Linked DNA regions of Homo sapiens: region 2 is linked to region 1. A link is a loop called in an ENCODE intact Hi-C map of the cell type or tissue named here. Cell type or tissue: natural killer cell. All regions are shown on one strand.

Evidence for each region. Peaks named below come from ENCODE experiments on the same cell type or tissue, not always from the same donor. Only the 100,000 strongest peaks of a DNase experiment are listed, where the experiment ranks them.
Region 2: a loop joins it to region 1, with 5 times the contacts of the local background. A loop is called at or near these places in 6 of 110 quality-filtered maps.

The regions. Positions count from the first base shown.
Region 1 is chr12:94,179,061-94,183,060 of GRCh38, reverse strand. It overlaps PLXNC1 (plexin C1), which reads right to left. Exons shown (of 31, transcript NM_005761.3): 3 at 1,481-1,615. Among named protein-coding and RNA genes, the nearest start is that of PLXNC1-AS1, 4.6 kb to the right of the region's middle. In natural killer cell, no CTCF peak of the experiment used is centred here; DNase peaks (open chromatin) are centred at 1,940 and 2,300; H3K27ac peaks cover 983 bases.
Region 2 is chr12:94,242,967-94,246,966 of GRCh38, reverse strand. PLXNC1 (plexin C1) reads right to left here. Exons shown (of 31, transcript NM_005761.3): 12 at 2,942-3,029. Among named protein-coding and RNA genes, the nearest start is that of PLXNC1-AS1, 69 kb to the right of the region's middle. In natural killer cell, no CTCF peak of the experiment used is centred here; DNase peaks (open chromatin) are centred at 1,946 and 2,576; H3K27ac peaks cover 1,872 bases.

The sequences.
Region 1 (4,000 bases):
ATGTTCAAACGGTCATAGGTCAAAACCACTGAGCCAGGGAATGTCCAGTTTTCACAAATTTTGGATTTAATATCATTTATCAGAGGCTTTAGAATCAGGGTTGAGTTTTTGTCACAGCCCTGCAAAGGCTAACCTATAGATAGATAGATAGATGATAGATAGATAGATAGATAGATAGATAGATAGATAGATAGATAGATACAGATATTCTTGAACAAGTTATTTAACCTCTCCAAGTCTTAGATTCTTCACATAAAATAAATTAATAACACATTTATTTTTATTAAATTAATAACACATTTCTTTTTCTTCTTCTTTCTTTTTTTTTTCTTTTTTGAGACAGAGTCTCACTCTGTTGCCCAGGCTGGGGTGCAGTGGTGTGATGTCAGCTCACTGCAAACTCCACCTCCTGGTTTCAAGCGATTCTTGTTCTTCAGCCTCCCAAGTAGCTGGGATTACAGGCATGCACCACCACGCCCAGCTAATTGTTTGTATTTTTAGTGGAGATGGGGTTTCATCATGTTGCCCAGGCTGGTCTTGAACGTCTGAACTCAGGTGATCCCTGCCTTGGCTTCCCAGAGTGCTAGGATTATAGGTGTGAGCCACCATGCCCAGCCTTTTTTTTTTTTTTTTTTTTTTTTTTGAGACAGGGTCTTGCTCCATCACCCAGGCTAGGGTACAGTGGTTTGATCATGGCTCACTGCAGCCTTAAACTCCTGGCCTCAAGTGATCCTCCTGCCTCAGCCTCCCAAAGTGCTGGGGTGACAGGCATGAGCCACTATGCCCGGTCAGTAACACATTTCATTAACACTGTTTTCTACACTTGTGTGTATGTATATGTACACAATTCTATGCACCTAGACAGAGATCATGCAAAGAATAGTGACTAATGCATAGTAGAGACTCATTAACAATTAGTTTCTTTTCCCCTTCCCTTGGTGACAGCACTTGGTAAAGATGAAGAAAATATAAAAATATATTACTTTTATTTCAGTAAGCAGAAGCAAAAGAAAAGCCAAAACAGCAAGATAAATGAAGAGGGGGAGGGGGAGTACCATATATTTCCTGGTTCATGAATGTGTATGAGACTGTGGCCTGATATTAACCCCAAATTCCAAAGCCAGTCCCATTGGGTATATTCATAAATGCATCTAACCGTTCAGTGCCCACACAATAAATGTGTAAATTCAGTTACCTTGCTGATTATGCGCCCATTTCCAAGCACACCCTCCTCTGAAAAACTTGGCACTGGAAATATAGCCAATAATAAAATTGTCTAAATAGATAATATTTCTTGCTTACTTACTGACAGTCAGTAAGGTTTTTAATTCCGTGCCTGTGAACCACTGCGGGTCTCCTCAAAGCCTGGGGCACTGCTTAAACTCTGTAGTTCAAAGTAAAAGCTTTGCTACTAGATAATGACATCAATTAAACCATTTTTATTCATAAATCAGAAGCAATAACTAGTATTTCTACCTACCTCTTTCCCAGCTGTTAGATAAATGTAGATATTCTTCACAGGATCAGGAACGAGTTTGTAGAAAACAGGTGTCTCTTCTTTAATTTCATAGATAACCTCTGGACAATTTGAAGTCAAATTCTCACCAAGAATAACCTATTTTTTTTTTTCAAAAAGAGAAACATGATTTCTATTTAATACTTTTTTTTTTTTTTGAGACGGAATCTCGCTCTGTCGCCAGGCTGGAATGCATTGGCATGATCTTGGCTCACTGCAACCTCCGCCTCCCAGGTTCAAGCAATTCCACTGCCTCAGCCTCCCAAGTAGCTGGGACTATAGATGCACCACACCCAGCTAATTTTTTTTAGTAGAGATGGGGTTTCACTACGTTGGCCAGGATGGTTTTGATCTCCTGACCTCGTGATCCACCCGCCTCAGCCTCCCAAAGTGCTGGGGTAACAGGTGTGAGCCACCACTTCCGGCCTCTATTCAACACTTTGAATAGCAGGGTGGCAAAAATTGTAGCTTAATCATAAAGCTACATCCTTTTTCACTCACTACAAATACTGCCTAAGGTACCATGCTCCTTAATCATCCTCCCACATCTCAGTCCTCAACAAGGCTGGTAATAACAAGCATAATATTTCTTCTTTTGTAAAGGCAAAGTTACCAAAAATGAACAAACAAAAAAAGCCGCTCTTCAGGGCTGGGGTAGTATCCTCATATGTGGAAGCTGGCTGACCACAATTTCTGACCATGTCTGGCCCTATAGGAAGCCACAAGTGACAGCTTCATTAGTGCTGTCTCAAGAGAGACTGGAAATTAAAGGAAGTAGCTCCCACATGTATTTGCACAGGATACTCTGATCATCATACAGTTAGAAGTGACCCAGATTAACTTGGCAGATACAGACAAGTAGGTTTGTGTTCACATATAAAATATACGCAAGTGTGACTCAGTACTCAGTGGTTTTGAAATTGGACACACCTGAGCTTCATCCATCTTCAGTCAACAAACATCTACCCAACACCCATTATGTACCCAGCACTGTTCTGGGTGTTTGAAAAATGGCAGTGAACAAAATGGGGAAGGGAGAGCTCCTGACCTCATAGAACTTACATTCCTGTGTGTGTATGGTGGGGTGAGTAACAGCAGACTATTAATAAGAAAAAAGTAAATTATAAAATATAGTGGGGTCAGGGGTTAAGAGAATATATGTTCAGGGTAGGTGTCACTGAAAAGGTGATATTTATTTAGACTTGCAGGAGATGAGTTATTTTCATACTTGAATGAAACATGTTCTTAAAAGCAGCCCTGTCAGTGCAAAGAAACTAAAATGGGAGGAGGCCAGGGTGGCTTCAGTGGAGAGAGGTAGAGGAGTGAACAGTAAGATAGTAAGATAACAGGGGAATGATAATCAAGGGTCTTGTGGGCCTGTGTAAACAGCCTGCCTTTTACTGTAGATGAGAGAGAGGAGGCCATGGCAGGGCTTTGGGTCAAGGAGCAAGAGGAGATGGTAAGAAGGCAGGGTTTGAAGTGTGGGTATGAAGAGCCATCGGGAGACTCGAATCCTATAGTGCTAGAGAAGTATAATGGTGGCTTAAGCTTGAGTTTGCATCCTGCCTCCATCCTTTAAGTAGCTGCACTACTTTGAACTGGTAACTTAATCTCCCTAGGCCTCAATTTCCTCATCTCTAAAATGGGGCTAATAGTGCCTTCCTTATTACAGTTTTGTAAGGATCAAATAAGAACTATGAAAGATGCTTAGCACATAATCAATAGTCAATAGATAATAATCTGTTACTAGATTGCAAGCTCCTTTTGCGCAGGGACCATGTCATTTTTTTTTTTTTTTTTTTTTGAGATGGAGTCTTACTCAGTCGCCCAGACTGGAGTGCAGTGGTGCGATCTTGGCTCACTGCAACCTCTGCTTCCCAGGTTCAAGCCATTCTCTTGCCTCAGCCTCCTGAATAGCTGGGACTACAGACATGCGCCACCACACCCAGCTAATTTTTGTATTTTTAGTAGAGACGGGGTTTCACCATGTTGGCCAGGCTGGTCTTGAACTCCTGACCTGAGGTGATCCGCTCGCCTCTGCCTCCCAAAGTGGTGGGATTACAGGCGTGAGCCACCGTGCCTGGCCTGGGACCATGTCTTAATCACCTTTGTACCTAACCTTTAATCTTCTTTGTACCTAACACAATTTGTACCCACTACTTTGAAAAGTGAAGGTGTTCAACATTTTGTCAGTTTGAACACATCCAGATAGATTATCTGTATTCATATCTCTACCACTGTAGACATCAGCCACATTGGGCGCATGGTTTCAAAAGAAAAATTTGGCACCTGAGATTCTTTTTGGACAAAGTCTACTTCACACATCTACTAATCAATAATATGCCTGTTCCCACATATCCTGATGGCAGTTAGGGATTTGCTGTTTAGCCAAAGGCTTCTTATCAATTTTGCACAGAGCAACTTCCCGCATTCACTTCTCCTTTCCAGGACCTGGGCCCGAGTCTAGCTTTGCCCTGCGATCAG
Region 2 (4,000 bases), 64 kb before region 1:
ACAGAAAAGCAATTATAACTCATAAAAAGAAATTTATCAGGTGGGAAAAACTATTTTTCCCCCACCCCCGCCACCCCCTGATACTAGAGCATAAAAAAGACAATAGGAAGAGGCAATTGGTGGGAAAATATGATGTAAAGAGCTGAGATTTGGACAAGCACAACCTTCCTTTCCCTTCACATCTTTCCAAACTATAGCCCTGAATCTCCTGCTCACATTTCTGTCCTCAGGATGAAAACCACTGTCTCTACTGCCTCAGCAGCCTTAACTCCTAGCAGGCTGGCTTTTTACTGAAGATGCCTTCTAGAAGGATTGCAGGTGAGAGGATCACCCAACCCTATTATCCTCAAGACTCTACAGTTCCATACTCGTGACAAACTCGCGCCATGCGATTTACTCTTTTTCACTGGTTTCTGAGCACCTTCTCGGCCACCTTCACGGCCCATCCTACTGTCTGTCATTCCTTAAAATGAAGCTTTGCCACCAGTCCTAGGTGCTCTTTTCTTCCTCCTCTGTGCTCTCACTCCCATGATGTCACCCCCACTCTCCCTTCAACGATACTGCTATAAAGACAAGCTGGTCATCTCTAGCTTCACGATGCCCCAGCACTTGAGACCTGCTCTGCTAACCACAGCCCAAAGGGAGCTACTGTCAGCCCAGAGAGACTGTGGACGTCTCAGACACACCTGCACTGGCATGAGCATCCTCACTGGGCTCCCAGCCTTTCTTCAGTTCCTGCCTCTCCAAACTCAGCTGTGCACCATTGCCAAAATAATAACCGCCCTGCAGGAGGTTCCCCAACAAAGAGTGATTCAGCGGCAACAAGCACTTCAGGAGCTGGCCCCTGCTGGGGGTTGGACACTCTCTTCTTTTCTCGTGGTTTCCCAGGACTCAAGACAGGACACCGAAGCCTTTTGGGTCAGAATCCTCCCCTTTCCCTAGTCTACTGCTTTCTGCATAGTCTCTTTTCCCATTGGTAACCTTCTGACTGCTTTCATTGTCACTAATTGTCTCGGTCCAGTGTGAGTCCAGTGTACCTAGACCTATGTCACTTCCTGCTCAGAGATCTTCAGTGGCTCCCTGCTGCCTACAGAATTAAGGGCAAAGTTTTCAGTCTGACGCTGCTTTTTGTGGCCCCAGCTCAGTTTTACAGCTATCGCTCTTGGTCATTCCAGACCCACCCTCTAGGTTCCCACTAAGCAGGATTGAGTGATGTTCCCAGCACGGGCCTGCGAGGACTCTGTCCTCTGTACCTGAACTCACCTCCCTGCTTCCACCCACCCCACTCCATACTGCAGGCGTACTTAATCCCATGCATGTTTAATTTCTCTTTAATGTGAAAAGAAATGGTGTCTTCTTGGACTCACAGGGTTTCTGAACAGTTAGGGAACCAGAGGACCTAGAACCTGATGATACTCTGTGCTGTCAACTTTTTTAATTTTTATTTTATAGAGATGGGGGTCTCACTATGTTGCCTAGGCTGGTCTCGAACTCCTGGCCTCAAGCAGTCTTCCCGCCTTGGCCTCCCAAAGTGCTGGGATTATAATCGTGAGCCACCACACCCAGCCTCAACTTTCAATCCCAATGTAGATTTGCTGCCTGCCTCCATGAAGGCAATATGACTATCTCACTTATCTTTTGTCCCTGCACCCAGCAAAATGTTTTGCCTGCAGTAGGTGCTCAAAAAATTCAACTTGATTTGGGAACAGCAAGTAGGAGGGAGAGCAAGTCCGTGACAAACTCAGGTAATGCCTCTGCTCAGAGGGTCAAACTATACGAGCCATTCAACTGGAGGTGTTCACACCATGGAGATGAGGCCTGGAGTCAGATACAGTGTGAGGCTTGGAAGTGGCTCTGAACTGTGTCAGCAGGTGAATGTGTGCACCACAAGGCTGTAAGGACGGCCTATCAGGCGGCCCCCGGAATTTGGGTCTGAACCCACACTGCTCCTGAGGAGGGAGTGTGTCAGCCTTGGCAGGAAGTGGTCAGGCAGGGCCCCAGAGAGGCAGCCACCTCACATATCTCATCAAGGAGAGGGAAAAAGGGGAAGAAAGAATGGGGAAGGATATTTAGAAGTGTGTGCAAGTACACTTGGAGGCCTGACTTGTATGTGAAATCCCTCATCTCCCCTCTTGGCATCAGAAGCTTCCATCTAGAGCAGCCGTGTCCAGCCTTTTGAATGTGAGGACTTTTTTGCTTATCTGTGGTGGTGGATATCACGGAAATTATGCACAAACCATTTTTTAGCTCATTAGCTATCGTTAGTGTTGGTGTATCTTATGTGTGGCCCAAGACAATTCTTCTTCCAATGTGGCCACAGGAAGCCAAAAGGTTGACACCCCTGCTCTAGAGGATCCCCATCTGGAGGCACCAGTGGGAGAATCGGGCAAAGGTGGAAACCAGACCCCTCCTACCATTTCTCCTGTGGGGAGACGAAAGGTAAGAGAAGGTGACATCAGATGGTAGGGAACAAATTGGGTCGAAGAGAAGGAGAAGCACATGACAAGATTTCTGGGACCTTGGCAAGTCATCTAACCTCTGTGAACCCAACTCTCTCTGTGCAATGGGAACAATACCACCTACTCTTCACAGAAATGCAATTCTTTATATCACACCTTAACCATTCACGGAGCATTTTCACACATATTCATAAGCATTGCCTCATTAGGGTGACTTGCCACAAATCACATAAAAAGAAAATGTCAGGTCTTATCGTACCAAGTTCATTTCTCTTTCCTCATTGCTGCAACTAGAAATACTCAGCTACAAGGATAAGGTCTTATTATTTCCATTCTAGCATGGATAGAATATATGATAGCATAGGTAAAAGTTTATAACACCAAAGTCACAGAAACAAAAAATACCCCCAACATAGCATAGTGTGATGAAAATAGAACCATCCTTGAAAACAACTATTATTACAAAGCAGCTGGAGACTTACATTTATGTTTCCTTTTAATTCATGTGAAATGATTAAGTTGTCAATTACATCAAAATTTCTGCCCATCATGGTTATATTTTGACCACCACTGCAAGGAATAAAAGCAACAATAAGGGTTTCATAGCTAACACACAGGCATTTTGCATTTATGAACAAAGCTATCAATTTATTCATGTTTAATATTAAACCCAATTATGTTTGAGAGCAAATTAATGAATTTTAATTTCAAATACAGGACAATTTTGGGAATCTTTTCAGGATACCAGCCACAAATTCATGGGTTTCAAGATGCATAAATATAAAAATTCAGGTCAGATCCTATTTTAATTCTAGGAAAATGCCCAGATTCTTTGATGGAATTTGAATTTTGTTTGTGTCATATCGCCACATATAATCAGATCAGGAGCTGTACCTTGAAAAGGTTTCACTAAACAGAATTTTGTTTGATTACTGTTTAATCTATATAAAGAGACTTCAATCTAAGAATTTTCAAAATCAAACTCCTAACCTACCAATGGTATGTTATTTAGAGAGACAGGAAACACTTTGGGCAAGGTAGAATTACAGATGACATGCAAAGTGTAAATTCCTATTTGGTACGCCGTATAAATAACAGCTGCATTCCATCTCTCTAAAACCAGGCCAAATAACTTCACGTTTCTCAGTGCATATAAGCAAAGCGGTCACTGGGTGTGAAAGAAACAGCTGTCCACAGCTCTGTCTGCCCTTGCACCCCTGTTCACGTAGGTCACCAGACACTCATTCTAGGGGACAAGAGCCTGGGTACGTCAGGTCCAACAGCCAGCTGAGCCCCTGATGACAAGACCAGGAGGTGGGCCTGAGCAACCCAATTTGTGTAGGGCAGAGAGAAGACACTGATCTCTGAATCCTCCAGCCACAATGGGGAAGGGCTGAGTTGGCCTCATGCCAGTCTGTAGCCATTACCAGAAAACCGAGCCAAGCGTGATCTCCCGATGGCCAGCATTTAGAGCCACATTCTTGCTCAAGGCACAGTGACCAAGGAGCAGCCAAGACACACAGGCTCAGAATGTCGCAGGT